Linked DNA regions of Homo sapiens: region 2 is linked to region 1. Evidence: chromatin loops called from intact Hi-C (ENCODE). Cell type or tissue: GM12878. All regions are shown on one strand. Links, peaks and the distances in the headings refer to the core of each region. The heading gives the core; the rest is flanking DNA.

Region 1 (10,990 bases), core at 1,464-9,463:
GGTTTCACCGTGTTAGCCAGGATGGTCTCGATCTCCTGACCTCGTGATCCACCCGCCTCGGCCTCCCAAAGTGCTGGGATTACAGGCGTGAGCCACCGCGCCTGGCCTGTTCTGTTTTTCTTATAATGTGCTCTAGGAGTCCAAGTTTTGGTTAAACCCAGGTTCTCAGCCTCAACTCCCCTTCTGCACTCTGTCCAGGACTGCGCAGAGCCACAGCTGAGTCAAGCTCTAACTCTGCCCTGGGCCTGGGGCAAGTTCAGGACCTGGTAACATCAAGGCCTCAGCATTGCCCCAAGACTCCTGCAGAGCCCTCACCTGATGTACCATTCCAGCAGATTTTTTTTTTCTTTTTGAGACAGAGTTTCGCTCTTGTCGCCCAGGCTGGAGTGCAGTGGTGCAATCTCAGCTCACTGCAACCTCTGCCTCCCAGGTTCAAGCGATTCTCCTGCCTCAGCCTCCTGAGTAGCTGGGATTACAGGTGCCTGCTACCATGCCTGGCTAATTTTTTTTTTTTTTTTGTATTTCTGGTTGAGATGGGGTTTCACCATGTTGGCCAGGCTGGTCTCGAACTCCTGACCTCAGGTGATCCACCTGCCTCAGCCTCCCAAAGTGCTGGGATTACAGACATGAGCCACCGCGCCTGGCCCCAGCAGATTTTTTTTTTTTTTTTTTGAGACACAGTCTCGCTCTGTCACCCAGGCTGGAGTGCAGTGGCATGATCTTGGCTCACTGCAGCCTCCGCCTCCCGGGTTCAAGCAAGTCTCCTGCCTCAGACTCTTGAGTAGCTGGGACTACAGGCGTGTGCCACCACGCCCAGTTAATTTTTGTATTTTTAGTAGAGACGGGGGGGTTTCACCATGTTGGCCAGGCTGGTCTTGAACTCCTGACCTCGTGATCCACCTGCCTCAGCCTCTCAAAGTGCTGGGATTACAGGCATGAGCCACTGCTCCAAAACCCCAGCAGATCTTTAGATTGATTTATTTCCTGTGGTTTCCAGAATAAAATCTACTTTCTAAACTTTCTCCTCAATCCTTGGAAATGTTATGTTCTCAGTAAAGTCAGTGAGCCCTCATGGCAATGCTGAGTGGCAAAGGCTGCCTCTGGGTATGGAGAGATTCAGACTGATGCCTATCCAGCGGCCCACGCCACGGGCCGTTCTGTGTGTACGTGTGTGTGTGTGTGTGGATAAAGGGCCTATCTTCCCCATCCTGTGGATGCAGAAGTTGCTTCTCCAGCCTGCTCCTAACACACTGCCAGCCTGAACTTCTAGGTGCCAGTGGCCACCTGAGAAGGACAGCGCTTGGCTGGGGCTGGTAACTGGGCTTAGGACAGAGTCTCCCCTGAGTCCCGGTTCTGGTTCCAGTTCCACTGTCTCTTCCCTATGAGGAGCTAGGCAATTCCTTTGGCCTCTCTGGGCTCATTTCCTCTTAGGGAAAGTAAAGCAGCTGAAGAAAATCTTTCTGGGGTCCACTCCAGCTCTGATATCCTAGGGTGTCAGAAGAATGGGGGAAAATTAGAGCAAAACCTATTCAAAGTCAAATGACAGACTGTGGACCTCAGCTCTAGGGTGACTGAGAGGGACCTTGTCTGAGCTGAGCCAGGCTGGCAACCTTGAGTCCTCCCAGCTGCGCCTTGTCCTCAGTTTCCCTCTGATATTTCTGAATCCTGACTGCCATCCCATGAGGTGGGGGCAGCCGAGCTCCACCTGTCCAGCAGCAACACATCTTGAGAAGCCACTCACCAGCAGCAAGCCCCCTCCTCCAAGCCCCTGACCCTCTGTCCTTCCAAAGGGCAAAATCTTATCCAAGCGCCGTAGGAAGAGTGAGAGAAACCTTACCTGAAATGTCAGTGACTTTTATAGCTGTAGCTCGTGGAAACTTTTCTTTGAGAATTTGGGTCACTCTGAGCTCCCCCTCAGTCTGAGTGGCAAACATCCGATGGTGAAGTGGAAGCTGCCACAGAACAGAGAGGAAGGTCAGGGCAGAGGAAGATGCTGTTGCCCCTGAGCTGGGCCACTGTGCAGGCCCGCCTGCCATTCCCCCTGCAAGGCAGGCCCCTGAGCCCTCGCCAGCACAGCCATGGGTTATGTCAGAGGGGCTCTGTGGTATCAGGAGTCCATGTAAGTGCCCCAAAACACAGAATAAACTTTTATTGGCGGGGACAGGATGATTGTTAATAACTCAATTTGACTCCAGAGACAAGAGGCCCCAAACCTAATTCAAGAGATGTTTGCTTCCATATAATGTTGTGACACTATTATGCCGATAGTTTTATAGGTAAGGAAACTGAGGCACACAGTAATGTGCCCAAGGTTGAATTCGGTAAGATACAGAGCCAGAAAAGCTGGATAGCCTGCCTCAGATCCATACCACTAGGCCATCCACTGCCCTGGATGGTGGGGCCAAATTCCACACTCCCTCGCCTTTAGGCCTGATTAACATGTCTCGCCCTCCCCAGTGGGATGTGACCTCACAGCCCACTGCTCAATTAGCCAGCTATCCTTCATCATGCACTCCTTCTCACTGGGAGCAAAGTCAGAATTCTATGAAAGAACCTGAAGAAGGAGTATCTGTAGGTTGTTTACCATTGGCAACAACACCCCTTCCCCAATGGCTACCATGGGGGAACCTGTGTTTGTGTTTCCTTTTTTTTTTTTTTTGAGACAGAGTTTTGCTCTGTTACCCAGGCTGGAGTGCAGTGGCACAATCTCAGCTCACTGCAACTTCCACCTCCCGGGTTCAAGCGATTCTCCTGCCCCAGCCTCCTGAGTAGCTGGGATTCCAGGCACCCACCACCACGCTCGGCAAATTTTTGTATTTTTAGTAGAGATGAGGTTTCACCATGTTGGCCAGGCTGGTCTCAAACCCCTGACCTCAGGTGATCCACCCACCTCAACCTCCCAAAATTCTAGGATTACAGGCATGAGCCACCACGCCCGGCCAGGGGAGCCCATGTTTCTGATGGAACACGTCTCAACAGTTAGTAGTGAAGGAGCAGAAAAGCAGGTCGGCAGTCACTTGGCTGGGCTGAGTGCATGCTGAAAAGGCAGACTGGGAATGGAGTGTGGCAGGCCTTGAATGCCAGGCTAAAGATTGTGGACTGTATGGGACAGGAGATGGGACTCCAGGTGATAGAACCCAGGCTCATGGGACCAAAGTAACCTGCAGGAAACAGTGCCTTCTGGAGCGAGTCAGGAGAGATGCCCAAGTAAGAGGCATTACAATGATGGAAGCACCGGGCACTGGTCCCTGACTAGACGTGGATGACAGGTTGGAGGACACTAGGGCCGTTCATGGGTGCTGGTGCTGAAGGTCCCACCCCTCTACCCCTCAGTCCTTCCTGATAGCTCAGAGCAGGGTCCTGTGTCACAGAATCTCAGAGCACCTCCTTTAAAATGAGCTGTGCACTGGCTCTCTCACCACTGGTCTTATAGGCCAGGAATGAGTCCGGCAGCATCCCAGAGCTGACCCCAGGGCAGGCCCTCAGAGGCACTTGGTGCTGGATGAATGAATGAGCAGGGGAAGAACTAGTCAATTAGGGACAGAAATGCAAGACAGGAGAAAGGTCCAGAGTGTGATTGTCTGCCTGCTGTGTGGAGGGACAGAAACTCGATGTTGAGAGGCTGGACAGGATTGCCAGGAGTGAGGGTGGGGTGGAGCTGCTTCTGGGGGCAGAATCTTGAGGGTAAAGGCAGAGAGTAACCAGATGGCAGACAGAATCGGCAGCTACTAAGGGGTGAGAGAGGTGAGCGTTGCAGAATCCTTGGGAGAAGCCTTTCATCTTAGCGGATCTGTGGGCAGCGGCCTTTAGTGGAACAATCAACTGACATCCCCAGATGATCACTGTCCACGCTGAAAGTCACCGCAGTGGAAGAACTTCTCTTCATGCACAGGGCAGGCAGGTTCAGAACCAGGGGAGAAGGAAAATGAAAGTTAAGAGAAAGAATGGTATGAGCTGAAGCAAAGGATGGTTCAGAAAGGGGGAGAGATTAGGAGAGCGCGTGGGAAGTGCCCCCTGCTTGGGTTCTGCTCCGGTAGTGTGGGATTTGGAGGAGGATCAAGGTCAGAGGCCCAGTCGACCTTCCCAAGGCCCCGGCCCCGCTGCAGTCCCTCGCACCCACGCCTTGACTCTGGGCTATGACTCCTGTCTTCTGCTCGGTAAACCAATCCTTTTTTTTTCCTGTGCCCGCAGTATTATGACTGTTCATGTGTCTGTCCGCCTGACCTCCAACCTCCACCCAGCTCGGGAGCTCCCCTAGAGCGCGCCAGAGCTTGAAATTTCGAATGCCGTTGTCGCTGAGTGAATGAATGAATGAAAGAATGAATGAGAGAAAGGAAGAGGAGCCCCCCATTGCCAGTGCCGCGCGCGCCCTCCGGGAGCCAGTCCTCAAGCCCCGACAGCCGCCGGCCCCGCGGTCCCTCCGCAGCTCCCGTCCCGGGGAGAGCAGCCCCGACCCTGCCCACGCTCACCCCGCGGATCCCGCGGAGGAGAGGCGCTGCCGCGGCCGGGCTCCATGCAGCCATGCCCGGCCGACGTGACCCGCCGCCCGAGGTCACTGTATGCCCGAAAGACGCGGAGCGGGGGACCGAGAGCCGCCGCCGTGGGAGAGGCCGCCCCCTGCCGCCCGGAGGCCGTCAGCCTCCCGGCCCCGCCCCGGAGGCCTCCGGTCGCCTGGCTCCGGCCCCACCCCGCCATCCCCTGGCCCTGGCTGACTCGCCACCCCCGACACTGCAGCGCCTGCCGACCTCGGGGCCCCGCCCTCTGCCTTCGCTCGCGCCGCTCTCCTTCAGTCTCCCCAGGGCCTGTTTCATGGATAGGGTCCCCTTGCCCGCGTGAAAGTCTCATTCCTCCTCAGCTCAGAAACACTCCAAGGTCTCGGCGCCCTATACTGGCCTTCCCTCATCCGAATACCCCTCGTGCTCCTGATGTACTTTTCCATTCCCACTCCCTACTCTGGCAGTCTAGCTTCTAAGCTGAGGAGTTTGGCCTTCGCTCCAGGTGCGGGGACTCGTGGAAGGATTTGATTCGCGCTTGAGAAAGATCGCTCCGCTCCTGTAAGGAAGAGAGCGTGTAGGGGCTGCAACCAGAGACACAGTCAGAAGCTCCGAGGCTACCGCGATGGTCCAGGTGAGAATGGAGGGGCCTAACTAAACCAGTGGCGGGAGGGATGGAAGAATGAACTGAGACACTTGGGAGGTGAATGGAATCGAGCGACTGCATGTGGAGGTGTGAGTGGGAAGGTATCTGAGATGACTCCAGTTTCTGGCTTGGACAATGACTTGGATGGAGGGTTAGGTGGGGGCTGAGCAGAGTCCACGAACAGTTCTTAATTTGCCTGAGTTTAAGGTGCCACAGGACACAGCCTAACAGAGGCCCAGGTTGGAGCCATGGACCATGGAGTCATGAGAATGGAAGGGAAGCTGACGCCATGTGGGATGGGGTAGAACTGTCCGCAAATTCGTCCCGCCTCTGGAGTCTTCAGACCAGTCAAGGCCGAAATTCAACCAAGCCTCTCCTCTCTCTAGCTGTTATTTGTTTGCAGCACGCGGTCTGGTGGCACCCTGCAGGATTTACCAGCTTTTTGCCAACATTCTGGCCTATGCAATCAATACGTCCCTTCAGCGTTGCACTTGGATGGATTGGACCTATAGTTGTTATATATGGATATTGTCTAATTTATTTATTACAGTATTAACTGACTCCTATGTTCTGGCCTTCAGAATTTCTCCTTTGGATCAATTACTAGCCTGTCTTACATTTTCTGCTTCATTCTTTTAAAATGTTTAGAGATGATTTGCTAAGTTTTCTTCATTGCTGTCAATGATGCAATTTAAACTGTCAAAAAAATTTTTTCTCAAGCAGGGTAGTAATGGTGAACCATTCCCTTGCTATTCAGACAGCATGGTTTAGATGAGGCGCACCTATCCCCAGCTTTAGGAATGGAAACAGGACCCAAGTCTGGCTAATCAGAGACTGGTTTAGGGTCGGCCCCATGGTCTGAGCCAGACCAATGAGAATTGGTAGAGGGACTTCCTTTTGCAACTTCTATTTTAGAATCGGGGGTATATATGCAGGCTTGTTACAGAGGTATATTGCATGGTGCTGAGGTTTGGAGTATGAACGAATCCGTCCTTCAGGTAATGAGCATAGTACCCAATAGGTAGTTTCAACCCTTGCCCCCTTCCTCCTTCCCCAGTCTTGTATTCCCCAGTGTCTGTTGTTCCCAGACATTGATCTTTTTCCTCTATGTTGCTAAGCTGGTAGAAAGGCTGGAGTTGCTGGCAACCATCTTTGCAACCATGCAGGGAGAACTACTTTGGAAATGAAGCAAGATAAAGAAGAAAACAGATAAAAGGAGACAAATGTTTGACTTTGTACAGCTGGAAACCAGCAATGCTGGAAATGAGCACTGAAGGCAGTTTAATGGGTTTGTCACTTGTAACCAAGTGACCCATGGCAAGCTCACAGATTTGTATTGGCAGAATTCCTCCTTTTCTTTATTTAAAATGGTACTTTTGGCCAGGCAAGGTGGTTCACACCTGTAATCCAAAGACTTTGGGAGGCCGAGGCGCACTGATCACCCAAGGTCAGAAGTTCGAGAACAGCCTGGCCAACATTGGCGAAACCCCATCTCTACTAAAAATACAAACCATTAGCTGGCTGCGGTGGCCTTTCTACCAGCTTTTTGTCTCAAAAAAAAAAAAAAAAAAGGTACTTTTGCTTATCTCTAACCTTCCTCTTCCCCATAATTTAACAGTTGCCCATACTATCTGTTACTCTGAGCTACTCTCTGCCCCATTCTCCTCCTCTTATCTTCAGTTCCTCCTAGGCTGTCAGAGCCATCTGAAATGAAAACATTTAGGCCGGGCATAGTGGTTCATGCCTGTAATCCCAGCACTTTGGGAGGCTGAGGCAGGCGGATCAGCTGAGGTCAGGAGTTCAAGACCACCCTGGTCAACATGGTGAAACCCCATCTCTACTAAAAATACAAAAATTATCCAGACATGGTGGCACATGCCTCTACTCCCAGCTACTTGGGAGGCTGAGGCAGGAGAATCGCTTGAACCTAGGAGGCAGGGGTTGCAGTGAGCCGAGATTGAGCCACTGCACTCTAGCCTGGGCGACAGAGTGAGACTTTGTCTAAAAAACATAAATAAAATAAAATGAAATGAAAACATTTGCTACTTGAAATCCTTCAGATTCCCCATCGCCTACCTACAGGCAAAACTCTCAAGTTCTTTTGTATGATTTAACCACTATCTACCTGTCCAACTGAAATCTACCCTTCAGTAATATTATACTTGCACCTCCCTTCATAAGCTATGCTACAAGTTTGGTTATGCAGTTGCCCACCTTTTAAGGTTCAAGCCTTGTCTTCTCCAAAGAGCCACCTCTGACTGCCTCACAGTAAGCTTAGGGCCCGCAACTTACCTGTAACTTTTGTTGCACTTATGGCCTTTTACAACTATCAATTTATGTATGTGTCTGTTCTCACTGGTTTATAAGCTCCCTGAGGACAGAGCCTTGCTTGAGTCATCTGTCAGCAGCCCAATATGGGACAAAAAGTGCATGCATTGTAATTACTGAACAGAACTGATAGAGGCTCAGCAATTTGCGCTCCATAGGTCTAAGTTTGAACTTTTCTAGAAAAGGATTTGCAGGACGATCTGACGAATCTTGGGCTTCCAAATTAGTTCCAACAGTTCTAGTATTTTTTTTTTTTTTTGACAGAAGCAAATAAGTAAGTTTTACTTTGTGATTAAAACAAAAGTGAAATGCATTTAGTCCCAGGAAATGTCAATCCTTTCTGCATCTTACTTTTTTTTGCTGTGACCTCGAGATTCTCTTGTTCTCTTCAGTTGTATTGGTCCATGATCACTCATAGCTTTCATACACATATATACATCTGAAACTCAGAAAATTCATTAGGTAGGAACTCTTTGGATGCATCTCCTTTTTTAACCTCATTGGGATGATTTTTCGTTGCACCATCATTTTATAGAGCTTCCTAGCACTGCTGAGCATGCAGAATTTTTGCAAATGCAATCCAGAGAAACAGACTTGCTATATACTAGCTATTTGAACTTGTCTGAGCTTATGTGGCATGGTCTAAAGAATACTGAAATATTTCTGGCATACCTCTTAATTGCAGTCACTTTCTCCAGGTTGCTTTATGGATTAAATGAGATAACCTACTAAAGGACTCCAGTAAAAAGCTAAAAAGGTAGCTAGCTTTTGAGGTGTTGTGGCAGACTGGCATCTAGTGGCCAGCGATAAAGGTGCAGACTAGTGTCCACACCTAAGTGGGGACAGTGCAGGCTGTAATGTCCATACCTAGTGGGGACATCAATGGGGTATTTGTCAGAGAAGCTCCATGGCATAGTTTGGACATTGTTTCTGGCTGTGCAGGTTCAAACCCAGAGTCTGGCTCTCCCAAAGATTATCTGAGTTATTCTATTATTTTACAAAGTTTGAAATAGCCATTAGATACCCTTACAAACTTATCATTTTTGTGATTGATTTTAAGTCTACTGAAAATGTCAAAAGAAATCCAAAACTGATTGCTAGTAACTAGGCCAGGTGTGGTGGCTCACACCTGTAATCCCAGCACTTTGGGGCCGGGGCAGGCAGATTGCTTGAGCTCAGGAGTTCGAGACCAGCCTGGGCAACATGGCAAAACTCCATATTTACAAAAAATACAAAAAATTAGCCGGACATGATGGTGTGTGCCTGTTGTCCCCGCTACTAGAAGGCTCAGAAAGAAGGATCACTTGAGCCTGGGAGGCGGAGGTTGCAGTGAGCCAAGACTGTGCCACTGCACTCCAACCTGGGCAACAGAGACCCCAGCTCAAAAAAATAAAATTAGTGTTAACTTGTACTGTTTAGCCACATTCATTAAGTTTTTAATTTTAACTCTACTATCGCACAACCAGGAATGTACAAGAGATCTGGAGCCTGATTTGCATGGCAGGAAGGAGACCACGTATTTTTGTTTGGGATGGGTTTTAGCCACTATCAGAGACATAGTTTGTTTCTTAGGGGTTCGGTCCCAGTAGTATGATACTTAGTTCATTTAGGAACTTCCTTTTTTAACGGCTAAGAAAACATTTTAGCTACTAAATGATATGCAAAGATAACTTTCCAAATTTAAGCTGTACTCAAAAATCCACAGAATCTGCAAAACTCTCAAGTTTCTATATTTAAATAGAAATGTGTGTTGATATACATACTTTAATCAGTCATTTCTTGCTTTCAATATATTTTATTCTGACGAAGTTACAAAAGTAGATACAAAATACTTTTTTTAGAAGTACAGTTAACTGACTTAGAAAAATAGATAAAGCCCCTAAGGATTTTAAAACACAACATAAATTTTTATGTAAAGAACATTTAAAAATATTTTAGATGGTAACCAAAACTAACTTACACAAACTATTTTTGATGTAGAATAGAATGCTGTTCTATAATAAGAAGTCTGTAGCACACTGGTAATCCATTTGGATCTACAGAATACTTGTTTGGAACAGAATCTGATAATGAGAGAAAACTCAAATGAATGTCAGTGCAGTTGCTTCAAAAAAATTACTGCTACCACATGTACTATCATCCCCCAAGGCCTTTTACAGTCTGAAATATCAAAATTGAAAGCAAAAATAGGATGACCAAAGGACTACTATTTTACCTCTTTTCAGAACTCTACAATAGTAGAAACTAAATTCCCTTATGGATCTCAGGGGGAAATAATGTGCCTGTTGAAGGGGCTCAGTGTTTGGTGTCCAGGCTGGCATTTTTCAGGTGAGGGTTTCATACTGACAGGAGGCAGGCTCCTAAAACAAGGCGGTAGCACCAGCACCATGACTAGGGCTGCTTTAAAACAAATTTCTAGGACTTACGCTCTTTGGGCCTGATTTGTTAATGCTTATGAGGTAATGATATTATGTTTGAGAAGCTCTACTTCTAGTATACCTCAATGCTCAGAGAGAAAGCCAACAATACAATCAGGAAACCACAATATTGACAAAACTTAGTACTACCACCAAGATTGTTCCTCTTGCCTTGGCACTACTAAAAAACTTTACCTTTGTTACTAAAGTCATGGTGAATACAGATTTTGCATTTCTCATGTAAGCAGCTATATAAGCTAGGGTTCTACAAGCCTTAGATGAAAGGAAAAACTTTGCTGGAAGCCCTGTAAAAATCACTTTATTCACAATCTGAAGAATGAAAGACAAATTTGGCTGTCAATACAAAAACTGTAGTACAAGGAAGTTCAACTGTTTAAAAATCTGCACATCACTGTACAAGTGTTTTTTGAAGGCCTGAAAATTAAAGCACCATAGGATTAACTGCATAATTTAGCAAGCACTCTCTACCCCATGACTGTAATCATGTATGAAGAGCAGAGATCAGACACTGAGAGGAGATGGCTTCTGATTAGCAAGGGGGAAGGGAGTGAGTGTTATGGAACAGGCAAACCTTGGGCATGGGGAGATAAAAGTGAGAAGAGTCAAAAAGATTGATTTCTATAGGCCGGGCACGGTGGCTCATGCCTGTAATCCCAACACTTTGGGAGGCTGAGGCGGGCGGATTGCGAGGTAAGGAGATGGAGACCATCCTGGCTAACACGGTGAAACCCCATCTCTACTAAAAATACAAAAAATTAGCCAGGCATGACTAAAAATAGAAAAAATTAGCTGGGCGTGGTGGCGGGCACCTGTAGTTCCAGCTACTCAGGAGAGGCTGGGGCAGGAGAATGGCATGAACCTGGGAGGCAGAGCTTGCAGTGAGCCGAGATCCCACCACTGTACTCCAGCCTGGGTGACAGAGTGAGACTCTGTCTCAAAAAAAAAAAAAAAAAAGATTGATTTCGTCAAACTGTTATCAAAGGTTGGCCCTCTAGCCAACTCAGGAAGGCGCCATCCTCTTCCCATTATCTCCCCTTCCTCCAATTCTCCTCCTCCCCTTGGCTCCCTAGCCTTGGAGGTAAACA
Region 2 (10,990 bases), core at 1,394-9,393, 470 kb before region 1:
TTTGGGAGGTCAAGGTGGATAAATCACTTGAGGTCAGGAGTTCGAGACCAGCCTGGCCAACATGGTGAAACCCCGTCTCTACTAAAAATACAAAAAGTAGCCGGGCGTGGTGGTGCACGCCTGTAATCCCAACCACTCAGAAAGCTGAGCCGGGAGGATCCTTTGAACCTGGGAGGCAGAGGTTGCAGTGAGCTTAGATGGCACTACTACACTCCAGTCTGGGTGACAGAGCGAGACTCCATCTCAAAAAAAAAAGATTATTTTAAAATAAAATTAAATATGTATTTGGGTTATTATACCTTTTATCTTAGCAATCCCATTTCTTGGAATTGATCCCATAGGGTGAGAAAGAACAGTGTTCTCCAGAACATATTAAGTTAAACTTTTTTAAAAAATTAAATTTTCGAAGTATGTCAACACTGTTTCCATTTGTGGTCTTTAAAAGTAAGTATTTGTGCCTATGTAGACGTGTATACTTTTATATGCATAGAATATTTCTGGAAGACAGAAAAACCTGATAATACTGATTGCCTTTGGAAAGGAGAACTGATGTAGGATGTAGTAGATTTTTTGACTTTTTGAATGTTGTGTCATGAGGAACGAACATTAGTTACTCATAAATTAATTCATTTGAGTGTTGGATGTGGTGGTACATTTCTGTAATCCTACCTACTCAGGAGTCTTAGGTGAGAGAATCTCTTAAGCCCAGGAATTTGAGACTGCAGTGAGCTATGATCACACCATTACGCTCTGGCCTGGGTAACAGACTGAGACTCTGTATCTAAAAAATAATAAATAATATTTTAAAAAATTAATTCATTTCAGATATTGATATATTGATCATGGGAATGCCAGAGAATAAGTTAAGGTTGACTTTTTTAGGTGTTCATTAGAGACTTGCTTTAATGAGAATAGTTTCTTAGTTGGCATAATGCTTCTGAAGTAAAGGTACTTTAAAACAGTTTATCTTACGGACTTTAAGCATTCCTCTTGAAATCTTGTTTTTACTCTTTCTAGTCAGTCTTTATAGGCAATCCAAAGGGATGCTTTGGATGCTTTAGTCCAGTGGTTCTCAGAGAGTGGTCTGTGGAGTCCTGGAAGTCGCTGAGACCCTTTCAGGCAATTTGCAAGGTCAAAACTAATTTCAGAATGACACCAGGATGTTCTGTGCCTTTTTTGCTGTGTTGGCTATTTGCACTGATGATGCAAGAGTACTGGGAGAGGAGTAAAACCATTGGTGTCTTACCACTATTCAAGACGGTGGCACCAAACCGTACTAGTCTAATAGGCATTGTATCCTGCACAGCCTCCCGCCAGGAGTGTGATGGAAGAACAAGGAAGCAGTGTAAATGGAGGTAAACGGGAAGCACTTCCTTTGCACCGTGAAAGATGATGACTGTTTCAAGGAAAAGCACTTATGCCATGGTTTGTGTCGTGAGCTGAACCAGCTGCCTTTGTCATGGAACATGACTTTTAATTGAAAGAGTAACTGACAGAAAACCAATTATTCTGACTTGTGTTTAGCAGACATTTTCTTGAAAATGAAGAAGTGACTCTCTGACTTCAGGAAAATGTCTGACAGTATCTGTTGCCAAAGAAAATGTGAGTTTTCAAGCCAACAATAGAATTCTAGAAAACTTGTATTCACCACCATGGGCTTGATGACATCTTAGTACTTAGACCTTTCTGACGAGATAGCAGTGACATTAACAAATGTGACGTTTTTCATGTTATCTAAATACATTTGTCAACATTTGGAAGATCTGCACAACTCCCTGGACCAGGATTTTCCAAATGATTGTTGCTTTTTGTTACAAAATCAGGGAATAGATAGAAGATTCAAATAGTACAAGATAGACTGATGGATTTTTATGTAACAGAATAGGAAAAGTTTGCTGACATGCTTTCAGATTCCACCTTGCAACTAATTTTTAAGAAACTACCACTTGTCAGCCAGGCACAGTGGCTCACGCCTCATAAAATGAGTTGGAATGAAGTTTTTCTTTCTTATTCTCTAGAAGAATGTAATGTAATTTATTGCTTAAATAATTAGGAGAATTCACCAGTGAAACCCATCTGGGCCTGGATTTTCTTTTGTGGGATTCATTTTTTTCAATAACTATTCAGATTTCAGTTTTTCTTTTATGCCAAGGTTTAGTAAGTTGTGTTTTTTACGTAATTTGTTCATTTCCTAGAAATTTACAAATTGATGATCCAATGTTATAATATCCTTTTGTTATCTTTTTTTTTTTTTTTTTTTGAGACGGAGTCTCGCTCTGTCGCCCTCAGGCTGGAGTGCAGTGGCACGACCTCGGATCACTGAAAGCTCCACCTCCCAGGTTCACACCATCCTCCTGCCTCAGCCTCCCGAGTAGGTGGGACTACAGACATCCGCCACCACGTCTGACTAATTTTTTGTATGTTTAGTGGAGACAGGGTTTCACTGTGTTAGTCAGGATGTTCTCGATCTCCTGACCTCGTGATCAGCCCTCTTCGGCCTCCCAAAGTGCTGGGTTTACAGGCATGAGCCCCCGCACCTGGCCCTTTGTTATCTTTTTAATGTCTGGACGTTCTAGGATCTGTAGTGATGTTCCGTTTTTATTCCTGATATTATTTTTGCCTCCTGTCATTTTTACCTGATCACTCTTTCCAAGGGGTATATAAATTTCACTAGTATTGTCAAATAACCCACTTTGGGTTTTATTGATTTTTCTCTATCGTATATTGGTCTTATATTGATTTTTTGTTGTTTATTTTGGGGCCGTAGCAGGAGCCACAGCCAGCTCCACATAGTTCAGAGGGCCTGGCAAGTATGGAGGAAGACCCTTGCTTTCCCCTGGAGGTGCTGAGAGTTTAATTCCCGAGGAAGTAAGGGGATTATTTCCCTGTATTGGCAAAGGTTCTAGTTTTTGAGTAGAACTAGAGGACCTCACTTCTCTTGAAGGAGAAGTAGAGAGGCTCCTCCTCATTCCCTTCCCTACAAGTCCCCACGTGACTGATTCTTCCTCTCCAGGGGCTTCTAGAATTAGCAACATTGTTCCCTTTGATCCTTTGGCTGATTACATATCCTGCATTTCTTCTGTAGGGCTGGGTGTTGATAGAGGGCCATAAGACATTATACATAAGGTATTTTATCCCATTTACCTTGTTTCTTACAAAATAAGTCCCAGTTGGAGAATTGTAGTATTAATGTATGTAAGTAACTCATGTTCAGACCATCTCTCTTGATTCCGTAGGGAACACTGGGGCCATATGGTATTACAGTAATATATCATTTGCTTTTTGGTCATGGATATGGGTATCCAAATAGTTTCCAGTGCTGGAGGAGGCACTGTAACGGGCTCTCCTCCAGTATTGAGACCTGGTTCCCCATATTCTAGGGTCTTTGCCCAGAAGGCTGATTCCACCCTCCAAGAAGCTTCCACTGGGGATTAGTGATGACACAAATCCTGTAACTCTTAGCCTGTAGGATATTTCTGGTCCTTTCAGCTTGCTGCTACACGCAGGCCACTATGGAGTGGAGGTGCTGGGAAGCTAGGAGAGGACAATAGGGGTTGCCTCTCCCTGGATCATGTTCAGTCTGGGTAGCTTCCCTGGAAATCTCATGGAGATTCCACAGTAGTTCCGGATCCAGCTTGAGTGGTGGGAGGTATGTAAATCAATCAAGTAAGCAAGGTGTTCTTTCTGGAGAGGGTGCACACTCTGCTCATGTAAAGTCTACATCACTGTATTTTGGTTCCAGGAATTCCCACCCAAACTGCCCCATTCTAAATTAGGCCTCTTCAAATCAATAACAGTTCTTCTGTGACTGCTGGAATATGGAAGCCCAATATTTTAGGGATTACCACAGACTAAGGAGAAGGGAATCCAGACTTCACATGCATTCAGGCCACAAAGAAACACAAGTATTGGCAAAAGTGACAAGCATTCAGCCTACAGATATACCAGACAGGGACAAAGTCTTAAAGATGAGAGTCCTCGTCTTTATATTAGGGCTTCCCCTGTTAAAATGGATGGAGACATCTCTCAACTCCTAGACCTGAAGGGGAGTCCTGCCCATTCCCAACAGTCCTGGATCCCTTGAGCTAGGTCCTAAACCTGACAACCCAGAGTCCTAATAATCAAAACCAAAACCACTCTTTTAGTCAGTTCACAGAACCACCACCACTTACTGCCTCAAAATTGCACCAAATGAAAGGTCCAAGCAGCCACTTCTGCTTTCCTGGTGGGCTGGGGGGATGGGGTTGGCATGCCTGAGGCCCTTCACCAATCTCCCTCTTGGCAACTTAACCCACTCATGCTTCCTCAGACTGCTGCTTCGCCTGTAAGCAGCCTATAAGGGAGGTCGAGTCAGGGCTCAGTCCATAGTCCCATCTGGATCAACCAGATTTGTTTCCCAGGCCCTCCCACCCCACTGCCTCCAAAAAAAAAGCGGGGTTTGTTTGCCTGGTGAGTAACAAAAGTCGCTGAGAACACAGACTTTGATCAATAGGAGTTTTATTACTTGTCACAAGTAGGAAGAGCTCTGGGAATATTCGTCAAAGCAGTGTCTCCTAAGAGAAAATGACAGGAAGGCTTTATAGAGTGATCGAGAGGGGAGAAGGTGCATCATCACATGAAGAGGAGGGGTCCCAGTGACACAGATGGAGGGAGTCATCGTGCCACCACATAGGACGCATGCTATGGTAATGAAACTATAGCTCTCCCAGGGTGCAGGATTTAGCATTGTAATGAGGAAAGTTCACTGTAAGTGAGTTCATCTATAAGTTGCTGGGGTCTGTCAGGAGCAGGTTCCAACTGACTAGGTGACCACATTTCACACAGGGTTTGAGACAAAACCGTCTGCAAGGCAGAAGGCTGTAAAACGGGCTAATTGCTCAAATTCATTAAATTCCTTCACTCCCTGGGGGCCCGCCCTGTCTTGTCTATATAGCCAGTCCTTAGGAAGTGAGGCCAAGCTGAACTGTTGACACAGTCTATGTCTTTACGAGTCTGGGAGCTGGGTGATTTTACCTCTGATGCTAGACTTATTTTTACTGGTTTTGAAGCCTTGCTTACAGCCCTTTCCCAGTTTCTCACGAAATACTCATGAAAGGGGATGGTGGGGAGTGGGCATGGGGAAAAGGGAATGATATTAAAATTAAAGCTAACATCATTGGCCTCTAGGGGGCACTCATGGCTCATCTCCATAGCCCTTGGCTCTTGCAGCTGCCCAAGATGAGAGTCCTGATCTAAGGAAACTCCACCACCACCAAGGCTGGGGTGGTGGCAATGGGGGCATTATTTTCCAAACCTGACTAGGCTACATTTTAAGGGGATCATAGTCACAGAGAACATAGATGTGGACTATTAATTTTCTTTGCCTGAGCAGCCGTAGCCCTATGTGCTCCTCTCCAGCCTTTCAGGGAGCTATGATGGGCCAAAAAATGCTCAGTAGCCCAAGCCATCTCCTCCATAGACACTGGAGTAAAATCTCTGCCTATGGGTGTGTGTGTCTTGTCTTACTCTATCCTGGATTTGTTTCCTCCAATGCTGGTGGCTTTACTTTAGATAGTCTGATTGTTGCAGAGATGAGACCCAAGGCTCCACTCTGGAGAAAATAGAGCCCTCTTGAGAGGTCAGCCCAACTTGCTAGACTTCTGCATGGGGCTTGGGGTTCAATGTTCCAGCCTGTCCCCAAAAAGTCATGGCCAAATTCACATATTCCTTTGATCCCTGATGGTGTCTCATCACACAGTTCGTCTGGCCTCACCATTGCTCCACTAAGTCCAGGAACCTCAAGGAACTATGAGACAGGTAGGGCTAGACTTAACAAAATGGCTATCACAGTCTTCATTTCATGAGACAGAGGTGAACTGAGAAAAGGTGGAAGGTGCTTCAGAGACTTCTCTGTATTCATCCCTAACTTAGGCAGAGAGCCTTGGCCACACAGGAAACTGGGGAAGACCCCTCTCTTACTCAGGAGTCCCCCACACTGGTGCCATCTTATGACAGGCAGGCATCAGCTTCAGAGCCAGTCAAACAGTTAGGAATAGCAAACATTGCTCCAGAATTTGTTGGGGTTTTTTTTCCCCTGAATTTGATAGTAAGCTCCACATAGGCAAGAATGACAACCATCTTGTTCTCCTTGTTTCTCTGGAGTCTAACACAACATGTAGCACGTGGTTGGCCCAATAAGAATTTGTCGAATGGGGGCCAGATGTGGTGGCTCATGCCTGTAATCCCAGCACTTTGGGAGGCTGAGGTGGGAGAGTCGTTTGAGGCCTGGAGTTCAAGATCAACCTGTTCAACATAGTGAGACCCCTATCTTCTTTTTTTTTTTTTTTTTTTTAAAGTGGAGTTTGTTGAATGGCACACAGAAAATAAACAATCCAAATGACAGATCAGAGGTGCTGGAAAAGACCAGGGAGATCTAATCGTTAAATCACGTCATCTAAATATTAAGAGGAGACATTTGGACATCTGATAGAATTTGGCATTGAATAAGTGATAAATACACAGAAAACTGAACAACGGCAAAAAGAAAAGTATCAGTTCTAAGGGAAAAGATACAAATCAAAAGCCTTCAGGAAAGGATAAGTCATCATGGCTTACTGTATAGCTTAGCTTAAAATAACACAGAATAGTGAAGTAGCCCAAAGGGCCATCTAACCACACTGGGAAGCTGAGCAGGGGAGGAGTGCGTATATGCATGGAGGAGACTTGTCTTCACCCTCCTCAGCAGCTGACAGCAGGCAGGCTAGACCTGGACAATGGAGCAGGAGTCACACAGCCTGTGAAAGAAGTGCTGGGGAATGTAGGGGCTGCTGTTTCACATGACAGAGCCATTGAACCCTGGCTGTTTATAATAGTTACATACATAATTTTAATAGAAATAAAAACCAAAAAGAAAAAAGACTTAAACATGAAAGGCAAAACCATTACAATTTTTAGAGGAAAATATAAGAGAGTAAGAACAGAAAAATGTCTTAAGGCACAAAGTGCTAACCATAAAGAAAAAGATTGATAAATTCATCTTGATAAATTTTTTGTTTATCAAAAGGCACCATAAAGACAGTGAAAAGACAAGGCACAAAATGGGAGAAGATAATTGCAGCACATCTGACCAGCAAAGAATTTGTATCCAGAATATATAAAGAACTTCTATGAGTCGGTTTTTTAAAAACACAATTTATATTTAAGTCTCTTTAAAACAAATAGACAATTCATAGAAATATGGTGATATGGTTTGGCTGTGTCCCCACCCAAATCTCATCTTGAATTGTAGCTTCCATAATTTCCACATGTTGTGGGAGGGACCCAGTGGGAGGTAATTGAATCATGGGGGCAGATTTTTCCCATGTTCTTGTGTTAGTGAATAAGTCTCATGAGAGCTGATGGTTTTATAAAGAGCAGTGCCCCTGCACACCCTCTCTTGCCTACCACCACATAAGATGTGCCTTTGCTCCTCCTTCACGTTCTGCTGTGATTGGTCCGCATCCAAATGTCATCTTGAATTGTAGCTCCCATAATCCTCATGTGTTGTGGGAGGGACCTGGTGGGAGGTAATTGAATCATGGGGGCAGATTTTTCCCATTTTCTTGTGATAGTGAATAAGTCTCATGAGAGCTGAGGGTTTTATAAAAGGCAGTTCCCTTGCACAAGCTTTCTTGCCTACCATCATGTAAGATATGCCTTTTTCATTATAAGTTACCCAGTCTTGGATATTTCTTCACAGTGGTATGAAAATGGACTAATACACATGGGCTAAACTCATGAGCAGGCAACTTTATAGAAAAACACAAATAGCCCATAAACATAAAATGTAGATTGAGTTCATTATTAATTAGGGTAATGCATGTTATGGATAGAATAAAATACCTTTTTACATTCACTGGATTGGCACAAAGTTTTGTCTTTGTGCCACTCTAAATGTTGACAGGGATGTTGATCAACTGGAATTCACACACTGCTTGAGGAAGCTTGCATTCACTCTATAATTCAGCATTCTGAAAAGTGCTCACCAATAATCAGCCCAGGAAGGTTCACAAGGACATCTTCACCAAATATGTCCTTTCACCCTAGCAAAGAACTAGAAACAACTCAAGTGTCTTTTGACAAGAGAATGAGTAAATGGCAAGTGGTATGTCACGCAAAAGAATTCTAGACAGAAGAGAAAATTAAGGAACATCAAACTTAGTGAATCTTTGAGACGATGTTGAGTAGGAAAAAAAATTCAGAAGAATATATTGTATGATACTTTTATCATAAGGTTTAAAAGCAAGCCAAGGTAAACATGTGCAGGGACACCTAGGGACCCATGTCATTTTAGGATCAAACAGATAGATGGACAGATGATAGATAGACAGACAGATGGATTTTTTTAACTCAAAATAGTGGTTACATCCTTAGGGAGCTGGGATTGGAGAAGAGACACTTAGCTTTGAAAGTATTGTCAAATATAGTGACCTTTCTAGTTCATTTGGGTGCTGGGTTCAGGGGTATTCATTTTATTATGCACCATAATTTATGTGAGACATTTTATTATATCAAATATTTTCTAATCTTACAGTAAGCAGTTTGGTAAACAGATTCATAACTGCATATAATGTGTAGGTCTTGTGAACAATGCTGCTGTGAATATCAGGACCCAACTGCACTTGTCTCTCACTGCCTTTTGTAAGCCTGCTCAATTGGGGAGTTCTTCCCCTTATACTGGAGATGAGAACTCAGGTAATGCCTCGACTGTTCGGATCACTGTCAGGGGATTACATGTTCTACCGTGCTGACTTTTCACTGAAAGCCCAGTCTCCACTCAATAAGTAAAAGTGTAATAATCGAAACTCCCAATTTGAGTTCCACTTAAAATCTTCTCTCTTCCCCTGCCAGACCTCTCTGCACCATCTAGGGGAGCATAGTCCCCTCTGTCCCTGCCTGACAGGGCTCTCCTCCTCAGCAGCACAGGGAGGTGTCTGACCCATCTGTGTGTGTGTGTCTATGTGGTGGGGATGGGGACCATAGCTTGGCATCCTGCCCTCTCACCCTGGCAGTTCATTGTCTCAAGCTGACTTTCTTGGGTGTTTTCATGGCTTCTTCTGAGGCCTCCCTCTGGAATATTGGATCGTAACTCCAGCAATGCAAGCAATAGGTTTTCCTCCAGCTTCTGGTCCTCCTCCTCCTCCTCCTCCTCCCCAAACCTGGTTTCTAGCAGTCACTCCACTGAGACTCAGAGTCTTCTTGGCCCAGTGCCAGCCTCTTGCATGTCCCAAACCTTGTCCTCAGGAAACACTTATGCATCCTATGCTGGGGTGAACTCTTAAGAGTGCAGGATCACCTCATGGCCACAGCCTAGCTAGGCCCTGAAACCCACACTCTGGGTTTGTCAGACGTGAGTCAGCCCCAGGCCACTGAACCTCTCCCACTGCAGGGAATCCCTGTCAAGTGGTGAAAGCCAGCATCTAGACCTGGAGTCACAGGCACCTGTAGCATAACTCCTCCTGAAATGGAGGTTTTTCTTTAGAGATTGGTCCATATCCCTTATCCCTGGACTTCTGAGAAGGGTGGACAACCTGTGGACTGGACTTGAGTCTGGAATTTAGAGAAGTGTCCATAGTAGGGCTGCCAGATGAGGCAAACACAAATACAGGATGCCCAATTAAATTTGAATTTCAGATAAATGATTTTTAATGTTTGATTCTGTCCCATGCTAAAAATTGCCCACTGTTTATGATAAGTTTAAATTTATTGGTCCATTCTGTACTTTATCAAGGACACACGCAGGAGGAACAGTAGCACAAAGGCTTCCCGGTGCCTTGTGGGTGAAAGAAAGGCTTCCAGGGAAAGGAGAGAAACACCCAGGGATCCCGGTGACGTCGGGAAGCAGCACCCAGACCATGTAAGGACACCGCCTGCAGGGGGAGACTCAAGGCCTGGGAAGGTTTTCTAATCTGTGCCTTGAGTCGGGTGGGGGGATTTTCTGGGAAAGGAAAACCAGACACAGTAGGACAAATATTGTATAGTTTCACTTATATGAAATTGTCAGAATAGGCAAGTTCGTAGAGACAGAATGTAGAACAGGGCTTTCCGGGGGCTGGAGGAGAAGACAAGGAGTTCTTGCCTAGTGGGTACAGAGTTTCTGTTTGAAATGATGAAAAACTTCTGGAAATAGATTGTGGTGACAGTTACACACCATTGTGAACATAATTAGTACCACTGAACTGTACACGTTAAAATGGTTAGTTGTATGTTTTATGTATTTTGCCATAATAAAAACTAGGGGGAAAAAAAGGAAGGGGAGATTGTCTCAGGCTGGCTGACTTTCCCTGCATGTACGCACATCTTCACATGTGCACACATGTAAAACAAAAATGAAGCAAAAAAAGAAATTCTAATTTAACCAGTAAGCAATATGTAAAAGGAAATCTGAATGTCATTACAATTTTACCAGGTTCAGAATAAAATACCATCCTTCAAAATGAACAAATTACTTATTAGCCGAAGAAAGGTGAAAGGAAGTTTGGAATTAACAGTCTAGATTTTCTCACTGATTGGTCCAAGTCACTGACCTCTAAAATTATCTTAGATCATGCCCTCCCTCCTTCCTACTTTCTGGAAAACAATCAGTCTCCTACCCTATGCTTGCCCAAAGAGTTTCCCATACAAATCACAAATCTGCACTTGCCATTCCCTGGAAGCCCTTACATTCCCAAGGCCTGGCCTCATCCACTGCCACTGCCCATGGCCCCAGTCCAGGCAAAGCAATCACTCCCTCTCCCTCTCTGTCATTCCTTTCTTTTCCTTTCACTCTCTTTCTACCCTCCTCTTCCCCACTCTCTGTTTCCTCTCTCTCTCTCTATCTCTCTCTCCCCACCATCTCCTCTCTCTGTCTCCCCCCGCCTTCTCTCTCTGTCTCTGTCTCTCTGTTTCTCTGTGTCTCTCTCTCTGTCTCTCTCTTTGTCTCTCTCTCTGTCTCTCTCTCACACACACACACACACACACACACGCACACACA

The links. Hi-C counts contacts between places; a loop is a spot of excess contacts. Peaks named below come from ENCODE experiments on the same cell type or tissue, not always from the same donor. Only the 100,000 strongest peaks of a DNase experiment are listed, where the experiment ranks them.
Region 2: a loop joins it to region 1, with 4 times the contacts of the local background. A loop is called at or near these places in 3 of 110 quality-filtered maps.

Annotation. Positions count from the first base shown.
Region 1 is chr2:74,143,352-74,154,341 of GRCh38, forward strand. BOLA3 (bolA family member 3) reads right to left here and starts at 4,561. Exons shown (of 4, transcript NM_212552.3): 1 at 4,470-4,561; 2 at 1,838-1,952. The coding sequence starts at 4,523. MOB1A (MOB kinase activator 1A) reads right to left here. Exons shown (of 6, transcript NM_018221.5): 6 at 9,177-10,990. It overlaps BOLA3-DT (BOLA3 divergent transcript), which reads left to right and starts at 4,630. Exons shown (of 3, transcript NR_045636.1): 1 at 4,630-4,872; 2 at 4,999-5,127; 3 at 5,347-9,038. RefSeq lists a silencer at 4,302-4,781 and an enhancer at 4,315-4,974. In GM12878, for the core only: CTCF peaks have their summits at 4,586 (motif pointing left) and 8,261 (motif pointing left); DNase peaks (open chromatin) are centred at 4,640 and 5,016; H3K4me3 peaks cover 1,940 bases; H3K27ac peaks cover 1,472 bases.
Region 2 is chr2:73,675,213-73,686,202 of GRCh38, forward strand. It overlaps the pseudogene ALMS1P1. Among named protein-coding and RNA genes, the nearest start is that of NAT8, 38 kb to the left of the region's middle. In GM12878, for the core only: a CTCF peak has its summit at 5,186 (motif pointing right); no DNase peak of the experiment used is centred there.